Linked DNA regions of Mus musculus: region 1 is linked to region 2. Evidence: chromatin loops called from intact Hi-C (ENCODE). Cell type or tissue: left cerebral cortex. All regions are shown on one strand. Each heading gives the region's core, and the rest is flanking DNA. Links, peaks and the distances in the headings are about the cores only.

What was found. Peaks named below come from ENCODE experiments on the same cell type or tissue, not always from the same donor. Only the 100,000 strongest peaks of a DNase experiment are listed, where the experiment ranks them.
Region 1: a loop joins it to region 2, with 6 times the contacts of the local background. A loop is called at or near these places in 7 of 42 quality-filtered maps.

The regions. Positions count from the first base shown.
Region 1 is chr1:125,905,237-125,917,363 of GRCm38, reverse strand. Lypd1 (Ly6/Plaur domain containing 1) reads left to right here and starts at 5,150. Exons shown (of 3, transcript NM_145100.4): 1 at 5,150-5,525; 2 at 6,836-6,973. The coding sequence starts at 5,474. Nckap5 (NCK-associated protein 5) reads left to right here. Exons shown (of 17, transcript NM_001081756.1): 17 at 2,343-3,728. The coding sequence ends at 2,621. In left cerebral cortex, for the core only: a CTCF peak has its summit at 6,672 (motif pointing left); DNase peaks (open chromatin) are centred at 4,394, 5,159, 5,652 and 6,671; H3K4me3 peaks cover 2,921 bases; H3K27ac peaks cover 432 bases.
Region 2 is chr1:126,425,199-126,437,325 of GRCm38, reverse strand. The region is part of intron 4 of Nckap5 (NCK-associated protein 5); the gene reads left to right. Among named protein-coding and RNA genes, the nearest start is that of Gm35562, 390 kb to the right of the region's middle. In left cerebral cortex, for the core only: CTCF peaks have their summits at 4,847 (motif pointing right) and 5,482 (motif pointing right); a DNase peak (open chromatin) is centred at 5,496; H3K4me3 peaks cover 506 bases.

The sequences.
Region 1 (12,127 bases), core at 2,336-10,335, 520 kb after region 2:
TGGCACTTATAGCCAAGAAAGGAAGGATCTACCCTCAGGTTGTAACCACCTCAAATGTATTTAGCTTCCATCTGTCTTATAGTAGCCTTTTCTAATAAGTGTTTGTTGAATGAATCTGAGATCCACATAGACCAGGTACAGATGAGGAAAACGTGTGTGTTTCTTGAAAAGGAGTGGCATCCATTTGAGATTGAAAACCACTTCCACGAGTAACTAAATAAGCACTAATTCAAAGCACAAGCCCAAAGTCTTTCCATGAAATGATCCTGTCCTCCATGGTAGAGAAACTGCCAGCACCCTTACAACACCAAAGGTGTCCACTCCCGTATCTCTTCTCTTTCAGATGGGTATTTAGTAATTAAGAGTCTGCAGGTCCTGGCTGCATCTGTCTGCCTCCGTCATTTTCCTCGTGACATTTATAAGACCAGTATAACTGTATGGGACCTGGACTAGGGTAGGAGAAGAAACTGTGTGTATTCAAGATGTATTGACAGATCATTGAAATGGAAGATTTGGGTAACAACATTTTTGAAATGACCATGACAAAAAAAAAATGACCATTTTTTCCCTTTTTTACTCTGAAGGGGATAGATTTAACAGAAGAAATAAAAGCCACCACCAGCAGCAGCACAAAGCAAGCTTAACACCAGATCCCTCTCTCTGCTGTGCAGGGAAGCTTCCGCCCAGTAATTATTGAGCTGAGCCTCATCCTGAGCACTGGTCAGCAGGGACAATGTTCGAGATACACAAGGAACGAGTTCTGACCTTGTATTCCTGGAATCTTGTTAGCAGTATTGTTTCTGTTTTGTATATTATATATCCAGATAGCTCTAGAGAAGTTTTGACTTCTGGCTACAGTGAATAAAGTCCGAGTCAATAGACACATTAAATACCCTAAGTTGTGTGTGTGTGCTGGTAGAGGCACGACGACAACTTAGAATGTCATTCTGGCACTGTCCGGTCCACGTCATTTATTTGTTTTGCTTTTGATTTGGAATATGCTCTTTCTCTAAAGACAGGTTCTCTCTGGCCTGGGACTCACCAAGTAGGCTGCACTGGCTGGCTACAGAGCCCAAAGAGCCTCTTTTCTCTGCTTCCACAGCACTTGCATTACTCTTGTGTACCACCACACTCATTTCTTTTAGATGGGTCCTGAGGATCAAACCCAGGTCCTTATGCTTGCAACAAAGTAATATACTGACTGAACCATCTCCCCAGCTCTAGACACAAGTGTGAAAATGACAGTGTGTGTTGTTTAGAACTAAGACTATTGTATACCAACTACAAGGAAATAAAACTTAAAAAAGTAACACAAGGACCCAAAAGCTAAATCAAAATGAAACATTCAGTTTTTTGAAAGCCTAACAGAGTCCCTTAAGTACCTTTGACCTAGTGGAGGATTAACCTAATCAACCGGTGGTTCTTGTTATCATATTTAAGGCCCTGCTGCTGCTTTTCCCTGAGATGGTGGGATTCATGCCTCAAGGGAGAATAGCTCATGGGGTCTGCTTTAGTGACTTGATGGCCCTCACTCTTCTCATTACCTTGGTGTCCCTGCCTCCCATTGTCCTCTCCCCAACCTGAGCAGCTGCTTGATCCACTGAAGACACTCAAGCTCGCAGGGCACCTACAATGATTGCTTAGTATAACTACAGTATTTTATGAAATCCTGAAGCGAAGTGTGAAGAAAATCACATCCTTGGAATAAATTGGTATAGCTAGACCTTCTGGAAGGGAAGGTTTCTAAAGTGCAGACCCGCTACTTGGTTTTAATGCCTCTAGCCCTTCTGCAATCTGTAGTCAATAGCTCTGAGCTCTCCTTCAAATATCTCAGGTACCTAAAAGGGACAAAATTGAAACATGACAATATTCTTGACAAGCTTAATATGTACTTAAATTTTATGGCAATTTAACAGATTTTATGCCTTTTTTTCTCCCAAAAGACTATAACTTCTGGCTGAAACTCAAGTCATATCCCTTTTAGAAAAAGTACAAGGAGTATTTATTGAGAAAACAGAGGACTTTGAACTTTTGATAAAGAAAAATAAGACACATTACCTGGGTAAATTTCAAATGGATCCATTTAAAATGAATTAAGTGGCACTTAACTGGTTTGCAAATTGGGGTCTATTTATCTCACTAAAATGATTAAAGTCTTGATTTATCCCTAAAATTAGCTTTATTATTGCATTTAATTACACTAAAAGATTGTTAAGGACTTGTAGGTTCTCTCTGTCCCTTTAAACTGTACTTTATTCAGACAATAATTGAATATCAGATAGGATAAATTGATTTTTTTCCAAAGAATTATGTTTCTAATATTTTCCTCTTTTTTATTGCAGGAACCGAAACAAGTTGAAGAAACAAAAGAAGATCCTGAGAATAGATTATCTGAAATTTCCCTGGAGTCATTCAATAAATTTAGCAGCAATACTGTGATTTTATTAGGAAAAGAGAAGTCTCCAAGTGAGGTTGAAGGACAAAAGGAAGAGAAAGGCAAAAAGACAGAAGTGTCTTCGAGTAGCTCCGAACGGCCTGGGGTGGACCGCGTGGAGTCTCTGAGTGACTCTCTGTATGACAGTTTCTCCTCTTGTGCAAGTCAAGCATCCAACGAGGCCTAGAGGAGCATCCTTCAGTGAGACTCCTGCATGCATGGTGCACTAGGCAAACAGACTCCAGAGAAGCTGATAGCCAGTATACCAGAGTTTACTTCTCTCGTGGACTGATAGAGATCGCCTCGACTTACTGTGTTTTGAGAGGATTAAAAAGCAAAATATGATGGAGAATTCTCAATGTTTGCACTTTTTTGAGTATTTGTATAAAAGCTGTACATTTTTTTGGGGGGGGAGAGAAATTATATTTGTAGGGGGAGAAAGATAGCAATAAAAAGAGTTGGCGCCATGCTCTTGAAACGATGCATTAAGTTCTAGAAGTTGATAATATATTTTTTAAAAACCCCAGCTGAAGATTTTGTGAACATAATCATCTTGGTCCTCAACTCATTTGTGCATATACTGTCAATGGAAGCGTGGGGCAGGCAGGAAAGCCAGAGGGGTGGAGGTCACCTGTTCTGAAGGTCTCTCTCGATTGGGTGGTCCACTTGCCACATTGTCTCGAGGAAGATGTGATGATATGGGTGTTCTGTTGAAGAATTAGAGTGTGAGCACTGATTAGATGGCACCAGATGATGCGGAAGGGAGCAGATCTTAGCAGGCTTCACTCCCAACCTCTTCTATCCTCTCCATTGTATTTCTCACAATTCTGAGTGTTTGCTGTTTTCTTTTTAAATTTCCCTGCTTTTATATTATTATTAAAACCTGGGTACTCTTTGCCATATCTTAAAAATAAATGAATGGTTGGTGCTATGAAACTTTCTTACTTTTTAATATCCTTTTTTTCTATTAAAGACTGTTTATATGGGAGGATAAATTCTATTTTAAAGGTTATGTGTATTTTTTCTAGACGTGAACTATTTATAATTCCTTCTGTACAGAAGCCTACAGACCAGGCAGACTAGAGCTATGTTTAGGATTTGTGTGGTTACCTTAGAACACTTGTATCTTTATAGAGTATTGTATGACCAGTGTTATTGTATTTGTGCAATTTGTTGTATTTGGATTTCATTACCTTAAATTCAAGCTGCGTGTAAAGTATCCTCCTTGTCTTTAGAAAAAATTCTTTTGTTTCATTTCATTTTGGAATAAAGGTCTTATCACAATTACACCCTATAAGAGCAGAAAAGAACTTTGTTCAGGGAGAGGTTGGTCCCGTGATTATTATAATTATGTCTCACGCTTGCTCTGTGGAGAGGTTTCCCTGAAAGAATAAATAAGCCAACCCTCTTGCTACTGTAATAGTAATTCGAACAATTGTTAAGATCCACACTTCAGACAAGCGAGTAATGGGCAAAGCATCCTTGTCTCCCCAAGGAGTTAACCAGCTAGAAATGAGGGGGAGGGGTGGGGGAGAATGAGCCTGAGGCAGCTATGGACCGATCTCTGCAAAGGAATTACAAGAAAGTCATTTATGCCTCTTTCAAACCTGCTCTGCTGGCAGGGTAGGGACATAAATGATCACATCCCAGCTGAGAGACCACTTCCCCTCGGGAGACCTCACAGGAGAGGGGTGATGCTTAGCCACGGGTTTCCACCGAATCTCCCAAATCCCAAATCAGGGGTGGGGGTGGGTGGAAATGCGCGGGGGTTGTGGGCGGGGGCACCAAGAGCTGCGACTGCCTGCTCTGTGCACAGCACAGTCTTCCACAAAGCTCCACCAGGAAGGCAAAATAACACCGTGGTGTCCCGGGAATACGCAAGGTGGGTCACTTAGAATTGTCAGAAAGGGGAGTAGTGGAGGAGGGAGGCAGCCTATGGCCAATTGGCCATGCTTTAGCGCTGTAAGGAGTGTATACCCATAGCTGGTGGCTTGGGGGAGCAGTCAGACCCATTTGCTTTTCAGTGAGAGCACAGATCCGGGTGTCCACTCCCCAGGTAGCTTTATTTCTGGGCTAGGAGACCGAGGCTGAGTCAATGCATCCCCCTGCGGTGCATGCAAGCAGGTGAGGAGATGGTGGTTGGGCTAAGCGAGCTAGCTGCGGTAGGGTCACCATCGTACTCGCAGGCATTCTGCTGGAAGACCCAGGTGGCCAGTGAGGTGGGTTTCTCTCAGGAAGAGGCGCGGCTGCGTCGGACACCCCAGGGAACTCGCTGCTCCGCAACTTTGCCAGGTGCTCAGAAACAGCCCTTCGCTTTATCCAGGGCAGTCACCCAGAGGGCCAGGGGGCAGCGAGTGATAGAAGACGCCGGGCTGGGTGGGCGAGACCCAATTGCAAGGGTACTGTTAGCACCGAAAGGGAACATAACACCTGGAAGGGAAGGGTACCGCAGCCTAGCACTCGGGTCTCCGAGTTCGCATAGGACAGGTCCTGATGGCACCTGCTGCGCCCTAGTCACCTCCTTATTCCTAACCTCTGTCAACACTACTCCCGAACCCAGCAGGCGCTCCTTTCCAAGGAACTAGAGGAGGTAGGCTAAAAGGGTGGCAGAAAGGGGTGGGGACAGTAGAGAGACAGTCCCAGCCTTCCCCGCCCTCCACCCCCACCACAACTCAGCAGCCGTCACGTGGTACCCGGAGTGGGAGGGGTGGGGGCAGAAGAGGCGAGACTTTTTTGGGTGCTCCGGATCGCCAGTAGTTCTTCAAGCCTCAGCAGCCAACTCCTCCGGAGGCGCTGCGCTCCGCCCCAGGGAGCGCGAATCCAAGGAGCCTGGGACCAGCCTCTGGGAGCCCCCGGCGCGGGCGATGCGGGCGCCGCGGGCGACACCTGCGGCTCCTCTCGGTGGCAGCCGTCGCTTGGGCGGCAGCAGCGCGAGCCTCGGCAGCCTCGGCAGCTACTGTCGCCGCGGCCAGAACAGCCTCCGCTGCGGTCGTGGTCTCTGATGCTCTTGCCCGCTCCCGGCCCTGCCGATCCGGGAGGATGTGGGTTCTCGGCATCGCAGCAACTTTTTGCGGATTGTTCTGGCTTCCAGGTAAGAAGATGAAGAGGCCAGCTGCCTGGCCAGACACGCTCCTGCTATCTCGCCAAGCGTCCCTGCTCTCAGCCCCAGTGCGCCCAGCTGTGGTCCGCGCTGCGCTGGGGCTACCCAGCGGGAGTTTGGTGCTGGAAACTGAGACCAAAGGCGCTAGACTGGGACGCTCTCCAAGTCCCGCGCTGCAGGAGAGCCGAGAGCGGCAGATTGGCGCGACTCTTGGCTGCAGCTGCGTGGGGTACACAGTCGGGGATACAGAGCTGGGATTGGGGAGGGTCCTTGAGTTGGGCGAGACAGGAAAAGGAGCGACAAGCCTCCAACCTAGTCAAGTTACCCAGTGTTTGTGGCCACCCAAGGGAGCGGCGACGCTGACAGGTGAGCGACTCGCCGGACAATCCTCTGCTGGGGGCGGGGGAGCAGCCCTTCCGGACTGAGTGAGCTAGCTGTGCTCTTCCTGCGATCGGTAGGGTGTTAGGAAGGGGCATGCGGCCCAAAGAGAAGCTCCCAGATCAGAGGAGAGCAACCAGGAAAATATGGTAAGTAACTGCTCCTGATCGCGGACTCTAAGCTATCAGAATTTTTTTCCAACAGCCATGTTTTTCAAAAAAAGGGGTCACAAGACAGGTCTAAAAGGGCTGCATTGTGGTGGTCCCTAAGCAGACGCGCACATCCAACGCAGGCACTCTCTCATTACATCCTCTCCAACCCTCAGCAGCAGCTGCCCCTGTCGCTGATCACAAGAAGGGAGCCTGAGCTGGAGGACTGAGCAGGGATACTTAGCATCCAGCACCTCCCCCCCCCCCCAGGTTGCAGGGTGGTCTCCAGGAAGCATCAGAGCCTCAGCCCATGAACGCTGACTTAAAAGATTAAATAAATAAAACCGAAAACGCGTCAGCCAATGCAATTATGAACGGTGCCAAAATAGTAATTAACCAATTTGTAGCCAATTAGTAATTAGGCTCAGACAGGAGCTCAAGCTTGTACCCCACTACTTTGATCTGGGATTTGAACTCTCACCGGTCTCTTTGCAACTTCTTGCGGAAAGGCCGGAGGGGTGTTATAGGAGCTGTTTGTGTCTAGAGAAGAAATGTAGGGTCTCTGGCAGGGCTTTATCCTCCTAGACCCTGGGAACTGATGCCGCCGCCCCCTGCTGGCTTCAGGCACCTCCAGCCTTCCTGAACATCAGGATGCAGAGCCCAGAAGCCCTTGTTGTCTGGGGCAGTACACGGTGATACCGGCCAGCCAGGATGTGCTCTGTGCAAGCCAGATCTTAACCAGTGTTTCTGAACCCCACCGCATCTGTCCCACAGGGCTGGCGCTGCAAATTCAGTGCTACCAGTGTGAAGAATTCCAGCTGAACAACGATTGCTCATCCCCTGAGTTCATCGTAAATTGCACCGTGAACGTTCAAGACATGTGTCAGAAAGAAGTGATGGAGCAAAGTGCTGGTAAGATACTCTTTCCCCCTCCGACCCCCTTGGAAGGCTGGGAAAGGAGGGTATTAAATTACAGGAAAAGATCCTGACTGATGTAACACACATGCTACTGTGTGTTACACATGCACTTGGGCACACACACACACACACACACACACACACACACACATACATATACACTCACTGGTTAGCACAGATGTACTTTTTACAGTTCTGGGGAAATGAAGAGTTGGAAGTTACTTTAAACTCATTAGGGTTAATTGCCAGGGCTTCTTCCCAGGGGACTCCTGAGAAGTTATTATAAATCAGTAGCTTTCCTTTATTTTTATCTTTATTTTTTATTTACACCTTTCACCTTCCTGGACTAAAAAGCTGATGGGGCAGTGAAAACAATATATGGATAACTGCCCCGGCTCTAGCAGCTCGACAGTAGCCTGTGAGCAATGTCAGACTGAAATATGAAGCTACTTGAAGTTCCCAGAGGTCAGAACTTGAAAAATGTGTTTTGTCATAGCGCCACACCATATTTCTTTGAAGAACGCTATAGGATCTTTATTTAATTTTAGAACTAATGCATCAAATTCCAAGCACAAATTGCCAAGATCTTCCACAGGAAGGATACCCCCACCCCCACCCCATACCCTAGCTATTTAGCTACTAGCTAGCCAAGTCAAGAGACTGTATGTCGTACAGCTGAAGAAGGGAGTTAGCTGGAACCGACTTCACTCTAGCTAGTAAGTCTTGAAAGGTAGAATCCCACCCACTCAGGAGTTAAAATTAAAAACTCACCCCAAAGTGGCACCAGACATTTGAGAAAATAAATGAGCTGCTGCTTCAATTCCAAGGTCAAATAGAGACTTGGCTATTTAAAGGTTGCTGAAAGCAAGGGAAATACCATCTTGGGGATGAATGACATTGGGTGAGTCTTATTACTTTTTAGTCCAACAAGGTGCCCATGGAGCTCCACAGCTCATTAGAGCAATCGAGTCCCCTTAACTCCCTGGCAGAACAACAATGGATAGAAGCTAGCACTGAAGACAGAACCATGGAGAAGCAACTTCTCCTGGTTAGGGAATGGAAGTATATTGTTGTTAACTTCTTAGTTGCTTAAGGAACCTATCTGACAGCTCTCTATAGGACTGAGCAATGATGTGAGGGTGTGTGTGTATTCTTTTTTCATGTGTATGTGTGTGTGATATGCATGTATGTATGCAAACATGTTCATAGTTGTTGGTACATGAGTATATATAGGTACCTGTTATGTGTACATGATATTCATGCCAGTATAAGATGCACCTTTGCATGTGTAGAGACAAGAGGTTGATATCCATATCTTCCTTGCTCATATATATTGAGGCAGAGTCTTTTACTTGAACCCGGAGAACTCACCAATTCTAACTAGACAACTTGGTCCAAAAAAATCTCAGATCTCTGCCTCCAAGGCTGAGCTTACAAGCAGGCATCGCCTCATCAATCCTGCTGACATTTACATGTGTGCTTGGCATCCAGACTCTAGTCCTCACACTTACCTGGAAGCACTTCCCCCGCCGGGCTATCTCTCCAGACCCTTTGTATGTGGCTGTTCTTTGTAGTACATTATTGGCTGGAGTGTATTAAAAAAAAAATGCTATTCTGGGAAGTCTAAGATGTAACTGCTCTCAAACATAATGTATCCTCCAAAACCTAGTGAGCATTGTTGGAGCATCTGCTACTCCTGTTGTTTAATGCAGGAGGACAACACAAAACTTAGTGATAATACTGTAACCAAGATGGATGTGAATGGTTTTGATGAGTGATTTTCTTTGCACTGTATTTTAACTGAGCCAAACATCTTCTGGCCTTCCAATATCTTCCATGAAATAGGCTTGAGGCAGACATGATGGAAGGTATTAGCATGCCTTCAGAACTTCCTCAGAATCCTCAAGGCCACCGCTCACCTGGAGGCTGGGCTTCACAACCAGGGCTGTGATCAAGGAAAGGAGTTACTCGGCAGAACACTTCCAAGAAACACTGCTTTTTGTCCATGTGTTCATCCAAGATGACAGCCACACACTCCCTTTTCGTCTTGCTGTAGCCTCTTCTCCAAACTATACTGTAGAAAAGACCTCATAACTTCCACATTACCCACAGAAAGCATCCAGACAGGCAATCCTGAAGCAAGTCTTTGGTTTAGGTTGCTTGTTTTCTAGTGACACATGTCACTAGAAAGGTGTCGATGGCCACAGGTTAGAGGACATAAGCCACAGGTCAAAAGGTGAGGAAAAACTATCACACAGCAATGCCAACCTTTTTTCCTTCTTTTGGTGAGAACGAGAGAGAGAGAGACAGAGAGAGACAGAGAGAGACAGAGAGAGACAGAGAGAGGAAATGTATGTGATATATATCTATATCTATATCTATATCATCTATATCTATATCTATCTATATCTATATCTATATCTGCATGTGTGTATATACACAACATGGATACATATGCAAAGGTGCACACACTCAAGCAGGAGCAGGTGGGGGCCAGGGAGGCATCCAGCTCTCTCTCCCCATTTCCCTTTAAGACATGGATTCTCACTGATTCTGGCCAGCAGCAAGCCCCAGAGATCCTCTTGTCTCCTCTATCCTCCATAGTGTTGTGGCCATACCTAACTTTTTTTTTTTAACATGGATGAATGCTGGGATTCTTCATGATTGTTCTGCAAACGCTTTTATTCACTATTCTCTAGTATTTACAATGGACTGACCACCTAGGCAAAACTGGCTATCTTCAGTCTGTGTCCATGACCTCTGCTTGCAACAACTGCAGCTGTGCAGTGCCTGCTTGTGACACTGGGCATCTGTACTCACCAGCCACCTAGGAACGCCAGGATCAAGTAAATGGCCACTCTAACTCACTTGCTAAATAGCCCAAACTGAGTTTTAGTTTCATCCTTTGTATAAACTTCTAAAAGCTACATTTATTTATTTGAGGTGGGGGTGGTGATTGCACACATAGCACAGCTTACATGTGGAGGTCAGAGGTCAGAGGACAACTTTCAAGAACTGGTTTTCCATCATTCTCCATTCCATCATTCTCCATTCCATCATTTTCCCCTGGGAATGTGGGTCCAGGACATAACCTTAACCTTGGTATCAAAACAAACAAACAAACAAACAAACAAACCAGAAGCAATTAATGAATCCAAAGGGAAAACCAGTTAAGAGGTGTTTCTTAGTTTCTCTTTGTTTGTTTCCTGTTGCTGTAACAAAGTAGTCTAACAAAAGGAACTTCATGGCGAGTTTAGTTTTAGCTCAAAGTTCAAGGCTCTGTCAAGAAGGACATAGTCCCAGCAGCAGGAGCCTGAGGGAACCGGTATTATCACACGAACTCAGGAACAAAGTAAGGCTGCAAGCTCCAGTGTCCATAGCCCCTCTCCTGTAAGACTCCAGTCAGAGAACAGCCGTGCACATGACAAAGGTGAGTCTGCCCATGTAAAGTAAGGCAAAGATAATTCCCGCACAGACATGCCCTTTTTCTCCTGGTGTCAAGTTGGCAACACTAACCATCATACTAGCTGTAAATAGATGCAAGGCAAATGTGCTCACTGTTGATCGTGGTGGTTTTGTTTGCTTGTTTGGTTGTTTGGTCACTTGGTTGAGTTCTTTTTACTTTGTTTCGTTATTCATTTTGTTTTCTTGGGTTTTGGGTTTATTTGATTTGGTTTTGGTGTTTTGCTTTGTTTCGTTTTTGTTTTTCCACAGCAGAAAGCAATGTCCTGGGACTGAAATCTTGAAGACATCTCATATTAAATTTCGTGTAATTGCTATAGACCAGTCAGCTTGATTTTTTTTTTAACCAACAAGGATGGAGAGGAAGTTTGGTTGCTAAGTGACCACAATATAATAAAATCCTGGCAGCATGAGCTAACTTTCACTGTATGCACTATCTGGCTCATCCCTTAGCACTAGCCTCATAGTATCTCATGAAATGTAATAGCTCTATTCATAATGACCAATTATGAGCCTATACTTCAACCAGCTGACTCCGGTTCCACTCTTTGTCAACTTCACCCTCAAGAAAGAACATAGTGCCTGTTAGGTGGTGCCGACAGGAATCAAAGCCAAACTGGTTCAGAATGTAGCCTGTGCTGAGATTCTTGGTGCAGCAGAGCTGAAAATGCCCGTCTTTCCTAAGAGCATCTAGGTATCTTCCTGAAGTTCTGCTGAATGTGATAGCCCTCTTCCCCTTGAGGATGCTTATTCTGTGTATCCCTGTTCTGTGAGGCCATGAGTCTTGTCTCAGCTCTCCGAGAGGCTCTGGGATGCTCCCCACTGAATTGCTAATTTGGAGCATCCTTTGTATGTTATAGAGATACAGAGGAAGATCTTTAAAAAGTTATATGCCTGACCCCAAGTCCACTAACCCATTGTTACCAGGTGGCTCTCACTTCCCTGGCCAAACACATTTGCTGCAGTGCCACCTGCCAGCCTCTGGCAGAGGGAAATGTACCACCACGCACTCCCAGAGAGCTGACACTGGGAAAGTTCTAAGGACTAAGATGATTTTTTTTTTTTTAATGTCTGTCAAGTTCATCTGGAAGGCCAAGTGCACAGACCACAAAGTAAGTATCAGAAAGCCAACCAAGAGGGATTTAAAATTCTTGAGTGTGCCTTGAACTGGCATTTCTTTAATAGATATAGAAATACCAGGGATTTATACAGACGAAGAAATCTTAATGAACTAACCTAACCTGACATTAAGCAGCAAATAAAAGATTGTCTCCCTGCCTGCCCCATCCCCAAACACCGGCCATATGATATGGCCAGGCCTTATTATAGCAAAGTTGATCTTTGCTGGCTTAACTCTGCAAACCAGTTCTTATGAATGTTGAGAAAGGTAAATTTAATTTCCATGGAGGTGCACTTAAAATTAGCCCTTGCCTATTCTCTAGGGTGGTGCCCCTGTTAGGATCTGAGGTTCTTTGCTGATGTTCTTTTTCACTTGGTCATTTCTGGAATAATAAAGTGTGGGTTCTGGGGAAGGGAAGTTTCCTGTCCTCCCTAATTGATGGTTAGACGTTTGCATGACTAATGCCTCCCCTCCAGACTGCTCTTCATGGGTTGCTGTTTCTACGCAGCAGCGTCCTTGAGAATCACATTTACTTTGCTTATTTATCATTGCATTCCATAAAAATA
Region 2 (12,127 bases), core at 1,644-9,643:
TACTTCTCTTCCTGACAAAAGGGAATCATTTTGATCAATGTCCTTGCAATTCTGAGGCTTGGTATAAAACAAATCACAGCGTTAGTGCTCTTCACTGATTGGGGTTAAAATGGTGCACTGTGGTCTTCGTGGTGACTTACATTTTACTGGCTCGGCACCCAGGACTTTGATTTGGCTGATTACCTGCTGTGGCTTAAGTGATGCAAGACAATTACTGGTGCTTCCTGGTCACAGTGGCCTATTCCACACCTGCACCCTTTTGTTGGGAGCCCAACAGGGATGCTGGACATGAGGTCTCCATGAATAAGCAGCCCTCAGACACCAGATTGATTTATGGTTGTATCAGACTCTTTGTTAGCATGTGAACCCCTAATTAATTTAAAGCCCTCTGTAGAGAAATTAAGCCCCTGGTTAACATTTCTAACAGACTCAGATGGTGCTAAAAAAAAAGGGAAGCGAGTCATATGAATGGATTTACCATGGTCACTGGTGTCTGTCCTTCACAATGAAGCCTGGTATGTGGATATGAGAGCACACCCTCCAATAAAGAATGGGCTGTCAAAGAACCTTCCCACTGTGCCTCCTAACTCAATTAGGCTTGTTATTTGGGTTCTAGCTTCCCATCTGCAGAGTGAGAGAGGAAGTCAGAGACAGGTATGGAGCAGAAGAAAGAGGATGAGGGTAAGAGAGGAATCTATGTAGCCTGCACAAACCTCTGATTCAATATTTCCCCCAACCAGAAATACTTACTCCAGGAGTTAGCCCATATAAATGGATAAGAGAAGATGCTTAACCATCAGGAAATTGTGTGTGTGTGAGTATGTGTGTGAGTGTGTGTGTGTGTGTGATTGTATGATTGTGCATATGCTTGTGATTGTGCATATGAACATGTGTGTGCATGTGTGTGAGAGAGAGAGTATGTGTATGTGCATGTTGTATGCAAGTGTATGTTTATGGGAAGGACAAAGGTAGATGTCTGGTATTTTCTATCTTTCTTTATTGCTCCCCACCTTAATTTTTGAGACAGGGTCTTTCCCTGAACCTGGAGCTCACAGAGTTGACTAGTATGGCTGACTGGTGAACTTGAGGATCTACCTGTCCCTGCCCCTTCCACCCTCATCCAAAGCAAGCATTACAGATAAGCACCTGCCCTGCCTGCCCTATTACACTGCTGCTGTGGATCCAGCACTTTCTCAACTGAACCATCTTCCGGGGCCCACCATCAAGAATTCAGTTACTTCAAGTTGCTGTCAGTAATAAAACTTAAATATGTTAGGGGTAGAAGCATAAGAAAGAAACCACTCCAGCTCTAGAAGAAGACAAACGTTAGTTTTTCTTTAATGCCAGTATAGAGAAAGACTGCCTACCCATGACTCAAAAAGTGATTCACTGTAAACTAATATATTTCATGTAAAAATCTGAGGCTTCCAGGAAGATATGCACAAAGCAGAAAAGATAACCCCTAATGGAGTGCATGCTGAGGAAACATTAGAAATTGGAGGTGAAGGCCTGTCGAGATGGTTCAGGTTACAGGTGCTTGCCACAAAAGCAGGAAGAGCAGTTTGTGTCCTCAGGACCCACGTAAAAAATAGGCATGGTGACTTGTAACACCAGCATTGATTGTGGAGGCTAGAGACAAGATTGTCCCTTGGATTTGGTGGCTACCCAGCCTAGTTAATGCGTGAACCTTAGGCCAATGAAAGGGCACGTATTGGAGTAAGGTATATGGTGTTACTGAGGAATGACAACCGAGGTTTTCTGCTGGCTTCCACACACATGTGTTCACCTGTGCACACAGACAGATGGAAATCAAACAAGCAATAATAATGATGATGATGATAATAATAATAACAACAACAACAACAACAACACCCTGAATAGACTAAAATAGCAAAAAAGGGAACAAAGAAAACGCATCACTGTGATATAGACTGCACCCGAGAAAGGAAGAAGATAGCCAAGCTCGGTCATCACTTTAGACCTTTTGAATAAAACACTGCCAGGTTACGGTATCTTACCTACTAACTAGTGAAAGCCAGGTGAGGTCATAACAGCTTCTGCTGGCGAGGTTGTGGGGCAGCAGATCTGTTCTGCTGCCAGGAGCTATACACATGGGTACACTTCTTCAGGGGATTTCCTGCTACCCAACAAAGTCACCCATGTGCTTGCCTCAGGTTTGGCCATTCTGTACCTGGAAAGCTCCCAGGCAATGCAAGTGTGAAAATAGGAAGTGCACATTGTAAGGCTGTTATTCATTGTAGGAATATAAACACTTTTCAATGTTAAGTTGCGTATATAGTGTATTTGTGGAGGGGCACCACAGCACACATGTGTAGGTCAGGGGATATGGGTGTCTTCATGCTCTCTCCTCTAACACATGATTCCTGAGTATCCAACTTAGGCCTTCAGAACTGTGGTCAAGTTCCTTTATCCAGGGGGTCACCTGGTTAAATACCTATGTGTTATTTATGAGTGAACAACATTGGATTTAACATTCTTGCCTGTTCATGAAGGGACAGGCTGACCTACATATTGTGTCTACACAGTATACATCTATGTAGTTGTGAAAAAAGGAATAAAGACAACTTCTGTGAACTGAAATATTCCTAAAATGGGTTTTTAAGTGGAAACCAAATATATAATAAATATATAGGAAGTCAGAAAAACAAGGGTAGAGTTAGGTACGTGTTTAAGAATGGAGGGCAACTCATATAAGCAGATATGTGCTTATTTACTTATGCAAAAGAAAATCATGAAGTATAAGCCAGAAACTAAATTGAATAGGAGAAAAAAGATAGGAAAAGTAGAAGGAGGATTGGGGTAGAAGGGCCACCAGGCCTGCGGGGCACTGCTGAGGATAAACATTTGTGTATCTCTGAATGTTATAGTCACCAAAATGTCTCATACTCACTCTATACACCTGCAGGATAAATAACTAAATAAATGCATGTGGAGCCTAAAATCAAATACAGTCATTACAGATAACATCTGTGTGTGTATATTTATGTAACATTACATATTATAACATCTAACATACATTAGATAAATTGTAATATATTATTTATCGATTATTTATATAAATAATGTATAAAGTTATAAGTTATATAAATATGAGATATGTTTATCTAATATAGTGGATAAATAAAAGTGTTTGATATATAACATTTATTGTAGATTAGCTTCACAGAAAACTTGTAATGTATGTTATAACATGTATAATATATACATAATTATATATACCTATAATATATACATAAATTAAATGTTTTTTATGTTTATGTTTTACTTTATATTATATTTTATGTTTATATCATTATGTTTATATTCCTCAAAGGAATGTGTGGACACATAGCTGAGGAGCAGAGCTAAGGAAGGTTGCTAATCAAGCCTATTGGATTTTGTTGAAGGCAGGCCTGGCTAGTAGGACTTAACCACTGGCAGCTGGAAGAGTAGTTACCCCATCAGGCTTAGAGGAAGTACGGGTATGAGTTTTGAGTGGTTCTATTTAAGGTGTCTTAGCACAGTGTCTGTTCAGATGCCGCAATGCTGTTGTGAACATGTCACGCCAATGACCTGCCTATGTTGGTGAAGAAACTAGTGGCTCGAGTGAAGTCTAGTCACAGAGAGACGCCTGCCCGTGTGAATACAGTTCTTCCAAATCTGTTTCCTTTCATCCAGTTCCCCCACAGTTACACTACGTTTCTTCACATAAAAGAATAATGTTCTACTTGCTTTCTATGAGTATGATAAAATAACCTGACAGAAGCAACTTAAAGGAGAATAGTTTATTTTGGCTTACAGTTGAAGAAGGAATCAGTCCTTCATGGTGGGTGAGACATGGCAGCAGGCACATGAGGCTGGCTGGTCACACTGCAGCTATACATAGGAAGCAGAGAGTGAGCAGAAAGGAGGAGCTGAGTATAAAGCCTCAAAAGCCACCCCACACATTAGTGGCCCACTGACTCTAGTGAGGTGCCGCCCCCTGAAGGTCCCACAACATTCCCAAAGAATGGGAACCAAGTGTTTAATGAGCCTTTGGGGGACAATTCTTATTCAAACCGTACCAAAGAGAAAACATGGTTACTTCCATCATCGACAGTGTCCCTTCCCAACTTCCTGCCACTCACAAACCCAGAGCTTATGAAATCCACATAGTCATCAGAAACTACATGTCAGAACCCAGGCTCTCTTCATGGTTTTTGGCTATGGCTGGCTTGGAGATCTATCCCTCCAGCCTCCTGAACTGGAAGCCCTGCATGACAGCATACTATAGACGTCTTGGGCTTTATTTTCATAAATACATGTTCAATCTGGGCCACAGCCTCTAGCAAGTGACAGAATTTGTGATGCATAATAAACTGGGTGCACGCAAGAGTGGGCATAGTTTAACAATCAGTGGAGTGTTAATAGACAGAATCTGTTTCCTCTGTCTGGAATGCTAGGGTTCTTTGGTTGATTAAACGGTTTTGTTGTTAAAAGGTTAACCATTTTGTAAATATCTCTGGCCTTTAACCTATAGAATTGACTCAAGAAGTAGCATACATGTGTATCCCTGATACATTGGTGCGTGTTTTGCTGTTGTTCAAGTATAAATATTTGACGCCATCCTTAAGGATGGCTACAGATTTTGTTTAATGACAAATAATTATATAGTTGGGGCTCAAGTATTCATCTAAAAAGTGCCTTCAAAGTGTCAACCCTCAAAAGGATGTGGAGAAATGTGAGGAGACATTATTTTTGAGAGAGAGAGAGAGAGAGAGAGAGAGAGAGATAGTTTTCGCTGCAGGGAGGTGTTATGTGCACACGATTGCTGTACCCAAAGAAGTCAGAAGAGGGCGTTGAATTTTGCTGAGCTGGAATGAGAAGAGATTTTGGGCCACTTGATCTGCATGTTGGGGACCAAACTCAGGTGCTCTGCAAGAGCAGTATGTGCTCTTCAACCACTGAGCCATTTGTCTGTCCAGCCCCAAAGACCTTTTAATATTGTAGGTTTGATCTCATGAAAAATCACAATGCTAAAGAAGGCATTTCTCTCACAGCGCACTTAGCTTCCCATTAAGAATGTCTTCAATTATTTTCTCCAACCGATGTTTATTCCTTTAAGTCTGTACATGCATTGACATGCTTAATAGAAAGAATTCTTCTTAAGAACACCAGTGATCAAAAGGCCATTTGCTTGTCACTTAAAGATGAACAGCTATTTTAAGCCCTATTTTCTCTTTTAAAGATAGCCCTTGGGGGATTCCCTCGTTACTTCTCTTCTCTCTACTTCAGTGCCAGATTTCTGCCTTTCTTTCCCTTGTTTCAGCATTTTCATTTACTCATTTTGTCGTGTAGCTTTGATGGGGATTTGAATGGTTTGAGTGCTGCCTGATCACTTACTGGGGTCTCCCCTTGGCCTACGATCCACAGTTCTGTGCTGAGAGCACAAGATGCCGAGCTTGGTCTTCTGCCCACAAGATTTCATTGTTGATTTAGGCTTTCCACCAGAAGAGGGCACCACATTCATTAAAATAACATCCGTAATCCAAGCTGAGCTTTGTATGTCCTTAACAGGTTCCAGACAGGGTGTGTGCAACCTCACCTTCCATCAGACCTCATAAAAAACATGACAGCTGTTCTTTGGAGGGTGGGGACTGCCTTAGGAGCCAACACCACGGGCCTGCAGTCTGAGGATGCAGCGGCAGGAAGGAGAGATCTGTTTTAATGATGTTCTCTGACAATAACAAGAGCAAGGAACAGCAAGTCTAAAACACCGTGCCTCCTCTCCAACGCTCACATATCTACTCAGTTGGGGATTATATTTTTTTTTTTCAGAGCTGAAAGGATTGGTTCTTTAATTAAGCATGTAATAGCCTTCTATTTATCATTCCGCAAAACAACTGCCTCCTTGTATGGGGCGATGCCACAGTATGAAAAATAGCATGTTTCCTTCCCTTCTGCCGAAACTTGAAGGTGTTGTTAACAGCAGCGGGCCTCACGACGTACCCCCTTCATCTCTCCATGTACCTGCTCATGTGTCCAAAACTCCAGTGGAAAGCATTGATTCATTTGGATAATTACACATGGCTTTCAGAGTCTTAAAATTCTAAATACCCTTCTGCTTAGTAATGTGTTAATCTGTCAAAAGCCGTTTAGCTATTCATCCCAGATTTATTTATGAGCCCGAGCAATATTGTCATCCAAATTACCCACGGAAGAGATGGTTATGTCTCCTAGAGGACTGGGGACAGTTTATTCTAGTAGCATACCTGGGACAGTGCATCCGCGTGTGAACCGCAAAGATGAGTATCTCAGTGCCAAGAAGCAGAAACAGGGTAGGATGTCAGGCCACACCTGGAGTTCATGGCAGATACCCTAGCATTTCTGAGGCCTAGGTTTGTTCCATCATGGGACTGCTTCCAAAGACTATAAAAAGGAACCTTAACAGAGACAGGAAGAATGTTTCAGAAAGAATACAGATGCTTCCAGAAGTTTTACCCAATGCACCAATACTCTGTGTGGAGTCTTGTCTGTAGTTTACATAAAAATCACTGTCCGGTGGACCAGCGAGACGTCTCCATGGGAAGAAGAACTTCCCATACAAGCCTGATGACTTCTGTTCCATCCCTAGCAGCCACATGTCACCATCCCTGGGAGATAGGCACTGTGTGGGTGAGATGGGAGTCGGTAGACTCAAGTGGAAGCTCACCAGGCAGCTCACCAGTCAGCTACACTGGAGTCGGAGCAGTGACAGGAGTAACCGAGACTCTGCCTTGACATGTGGGAGGTGAGAACTGACTCCAGAGAGTTGTTCTCAGACCTTCACATACGTGTTGTGGTCTGTCTGTCTGTCTGTCTGTCTGTCTCTCTCTCTCACACACACACATACACACTCAGCACATGTGCTCTAGTATTTTAGTAAAGAGTTATTTCTTGGGAGTAGATGGTGTTTTGGGAGCACTGTATTTGCTATTCTTTCCTTATCCTTCCTGGGGCCAAAATATGTGCATGATACTGAATAGTAACAGTCGTGGTAGGGGTGATGCTCCCAGCCAGCAGGTAAGCTGCCTTTTTACAGCAGCTATCCCACAGTCCTTTGGGAACCTGTAGTGAACGCCGTCACAGTACACTCTGGGTAATGGTGACAGGAGCTGATATTTGTGGAGCTACTTTTCTGCCCAAGCTCTTTCTGATGACCCAGAGGAAGCTGTTATTATTATTAATCCTCGTTGGACTCGTTCAGGGAAGTTAAATAACTGGCCTGGCCTCCATCTAGGAAGATACAGAGCTGGCGTTTGAACTCCAGCTGCCCCTGAAGTCCACAGAACCCAGCCCACACTACTGCCTCATACTGCCTTCTGCCGTCGGAGCCCCAAGTGGGGAAATGTTACATTTTTTCCTTTAAAACAACCTCATTTTCTAAAGAATCATTTTGTATGAGTAACAGAATTATAGAATATGGTATTCCCATGAAAAAAACTATATTAAAATATGTCATACAAGATAAAGACACATCCTTTTTAATGTTGGTGTTAGCATGTGTTAATTATATAAATTAAAGGTGATGTTCCATATCCAGACATAATGCATTTTGGTATTTACCCACATTGCCTTCTATTGTCCTCCTTCCCCTCTCACCAACCCCCATCTGTTATTAGACACGTTCTCACGACCGGCCAGGAAGAACACCACAGACCAGAATCTTCTGCGGCAAGGCTTTATTGCTTACATCTTCAGGAGCCAGAGTGCAAGAAGCAAGAGAGCAAGAAGCAAGAGAGAGAGAAAAGCAAGAGAGAGAGAAAAGCAAGAGAGCGCGAAAACGAAACCCCGTCCCTTTTTAAGGAGCATTCTCCTTCGCCTCGGACGTGTCACTCCCTGATTGGCTGCAGCCCATCGGCCGAGTTGACGTCACGGGGAAGGCAGAGCACAAGTAGTCATAAGATACCCTTGGCACATGCGCAGATTATTTGTTTACCACTTAGAACACAGCTGTCAGCGCCATCTTGTAACGGCGAATGTGGGCGCGGCTCCCAACATCTCCCCCTATCCTTTTAATAAGAGCAAATAGGCCACCCATATTAATGAGAGTGGAGATAGAGGTCAAATCCCCAGTGTGTAGGTAAAGGAGCCATGTACAGGATTAGCTCTTAGGCTCACAGGCTTTTACCCAGAGCAACCCTGACCTGCTCCCGTGTCGTTTTGCCTGGGGGAAGGGAACTAGGACACTGAACCTTCATGAAAGATGACATGTCTCCCTAGAATAGGCTCATATATGCCGCAGAGCCTTTCCATTGCAGTGCTTAGCCTTGCAACTCTCTCGGGCTGCTGAAGCACACTCACTCTATCCCGTGCAATGAGTCTAGCCTCATGGGATATAAGAGCTGAGTGGCCAGCGACCTATTGCCTAAGCATAGATATATCATATATCAGGGGGAGCTCCATGTTCTAGTCCTGCAAGCGCCTGGGCAATAACCACCTTGTCTCTCCTAGTTTAGGCCTTAAGCTTACAGACCAATCAAAGAAGCAACACTAATCCACAGCAAAGTGTATCTCCAAATAATATTAATCCCACCCATTTTTTAAAGAAAGAAAATGCTGAGGAGATCCAATTGGGTAATCCTTTGGTCAGCGACAGGTCCAAGCGCGTGGAGTTGACCTGAAGTCTCAATTCCCGAAGGATCTGTTCAAATTCAGCCATCCAATTCTGTAACATATACTGAAAAAGACTTTTTGACAATTTAGCTGCCCTAGTAAATTTAACATACTGAATGGAAATAACACACAATCCCGGAAACTTTTGTTCACATCCCTGCTGAGTTATTTGTCATAATACATTTAGTTGTATCTGGACAAGATCTATGAGTTGATTAACCAGCATGAGACCTCTCTGTATCTTGACATTAGCTGAGGCCTGTTCATCTATGACTGTAGTCACTGAGGCTGACAAAGTGTTAATGGTGTCAGTCGTCTGGACCTGTCCAGACAGAGCCAAGGCTGTCTGAATCAAGGCTAAACCCAGTTCCTAGTTAGTGGTAAAAAAAGCAGGAGAATACTTGAGCATTATACATCACCGTCATTGGGAGTGGAAATGTCGACATTATCCCCCAACGCTGCTCTCTTTTTATTATTGACGCCCTGGACATCACCAAGACGAGGGACATTAGTATTCCCTTGGTCAGTCTGGATTTTTCGGGTGAGTCTTTCTGGTAACCAAAATGGGTTGTCTTCATTCTGTGGGAAAACACAGATAGCTCCCCTGGATCTTATCAAAATAGGATCCGGGCCATACCATTTATTATCAAGGACATTTTTCCATTTAACCATCTCATTGGGCCTATCTGGCTCTGAACAATGACGTTCAGCCGCAGTATGGCCATGAACATCAATATTTAAAAAATTGAGTGTAAAGAGTGCCATAGACACCGACACTCTTGGTGCTCGGGGTACAGTCTCCTCAAAAGTTCCCCTCTTCTGTTTTATAAGATAGGTTTTGAGGGTGCGATGCGCACGCTCAACAATACCCTGTCCTTGAGGGTTGTATGGAAGTCCAGTCAGGTGGGTCACGTCCATCTGACGGCAGAACTGCTGGAATTTTTGAGACGTATAAGCTGGTCCATTATCAGTCTTAAGGAGTCTGGGTTTCCCCCAAGCACTCCATGCCTCAAGGCAATGTTGAATCACATGTGAGGCTTTTTCTCCGGTTAACTGAGAAGCAAACATGATGCCAGAACATGTGTCAATGGACACATGGAGATATTGAAGTTTTCCAAAGGAAGAAACATGTGTAACATCCATTTGCCAGACCTGTAGAGGTCGAATACCGCGTGGGTTAATTCCCACATGAGGAACTGGCAAGAACTCACAGCAGCTTTGACATTGAGTAACAATGTCACGGGCTTCTTTTCTTGTCAAGGAGAAACGACTGCGTAATGTTTCAGCCGTCACATGAAAATTGTTATGAAAATTTCTTGCAGCCTCTACCGGGGATGATAGGGCAGCAGCCACCACTTTAGTGGCCTTATCTGCCAAATCATTTCCCAGAGCCATGGGGCCAGGTAGGCCTGAATGGGCTCTAACATGAGTAATATAAACAGGAGATCTTCTAGATAACAAAACTAATTGTATCTGCTGAAAAATATTGGCAACTCTACTGGAAGGCTTAATCACTCCAGCCACTTCTAAAAGATTTACTGCATTAACCACATAACAGGAATCTGACACAATATTAAGGGGTTTTAAAAAGGTTTTTAAAACTTCTAAGACCACTAAACATTCTACCACTTGAGGTGAATTTTCATTATATTGTTTGGATACCACTTTACCATTAGCCACATAGGCACCTATGCCAGTTTTTGATCCATCAGTATATACCACAATCCCATTTTTAAGTGGGTTTCTTACTGTTATTTGTGGAAACACAACAGATTGATTTTGGGCAAACTGTAAGATTGGATGCTTTGGATAATGGTTATCTATTTTTCCTGAAAAGGAGGTAACTAAAACTGCCCAATCATTAGATGTGGCTGCCAAGGTTTGAACCTGTGCAGCGGTATAAGGTACAATTAAAAGATATGGACTTTGCCCAAAGTGGGTGATTGCTGCTTTTAGACCTTTAAGGGCAAGCTGTGCAATTGCATCAGGATACCAATCTATTATTTTAGCTGGGGATACGTTTGGATGGATCCACAACAATGGCCCATTCTGCCACAAAACTGCAGTTGGCAATTGTGCTGTCTTAAAGACACACAAACTGAAAGGCTGCGAATCCTCAATACGTTGTAATTGTGCATTCTGTAAGGCTTTTTCCACTTTTTGTAAGGCCTGGTTAGCAGCTAGAGTAAGAGTCCTAGGGGAGGAGATATGAGGATCTCCTTCTAAAATACTAAACAAAGGCCTTAACTCAGCGGAAGGAATCTTTAAAAAAGGTCTGAGCCAATTAATATCTCCCAACAGCTTTTGAAAATCATTTAAGGTATGGAGGTGATCTCTTCTTATCTCTACCTTTTGGGGCACAATCTTATCTGGGGACACCACAGAGCCCAAGAATTGTCCTGTATCAGAAATTTGGACCTTTTCTGTGGCTATCTGTAAACCCCACTGACTTAAAGTTTTAAGTAGAAAAGGATATGCCTTTTGTAGCATGGTAAGGTCTTTATGGCACAGGAGGATGTCATCCATGTAAAGGAGCAAAATTAAAGAGGGGAATTGTTCCCTCACTGGCAAAAGAGCTTCTTGCACATAAAGTTGGCACATTGTAGGACTATTGGACATTCCCTGTGGTAAGACCTTCCATTGATACCTCTTATCAGGTTCCATGTGATTAATAGAGGGGATGGTAAAGGCAAATCTGGGCCTATCCCTTGGACACAAAGGTATAGAAAAGAAACAATCTTTAATATCTATAATAATTAAATTCCAGCCACGTGGTAAGGCGGAAAGTACAGGGAGACCCCTCTGTACTGGGCCAAATAAGTTCATTTGCTCATTAATGGCTCTGAGGTCATGGAGCAGTCTCCACTTTCCTGACTTTTTCTTAATTACAAAAATTGGAGTATTCCAAGGTGAGGTAGAGGGTTCAATATGGCCTAGTTTTAATTGTTCCTCTACCAGTTGAATCACAGCTTCCAGTTTTTCAGAGGATAGGTGCCATTGAGGAACCCACACTGGGTCCCCTGTTTTCCATGGTATGGGTCGTGCTGCCCCAATGGTAGTTTGTCTGATCAGCAGAATAAGCTCCCTGACCCGTTAACAAGTCAAAAGTCCAATCTCTCTGCTCTGGAGTCAAAGCAGCTGCGTTTGCTCGGGCCTGCGCTTGTGCAGCTTCGTGCCAAAGCGCTCTCCATTCCATATATTTGCCCATACTAGGGAGAGCGGCTTTTACAACCGTTTGCCAGTCAGCAGGAGTTAGTGCCATGCCGGCGAGCCTGTCTAACTGCACCAAGGTAAAATTAGCATTGGTTCCGTATTTACGAACCGACTCGGCAATTTCTTTAATTTGTAAGTATTCTACCGGAGCGTGGACACGCCCACCCTCGGCTCCTTCAAAGACCGGAAATGCCTGTTGTATTTTCCTTTGTTCCTCTCTGGGAATGAATGAGTCTGCGCACTGCCTCTCTGCGCACTGCCTCTCTGCGCATTGCTGACG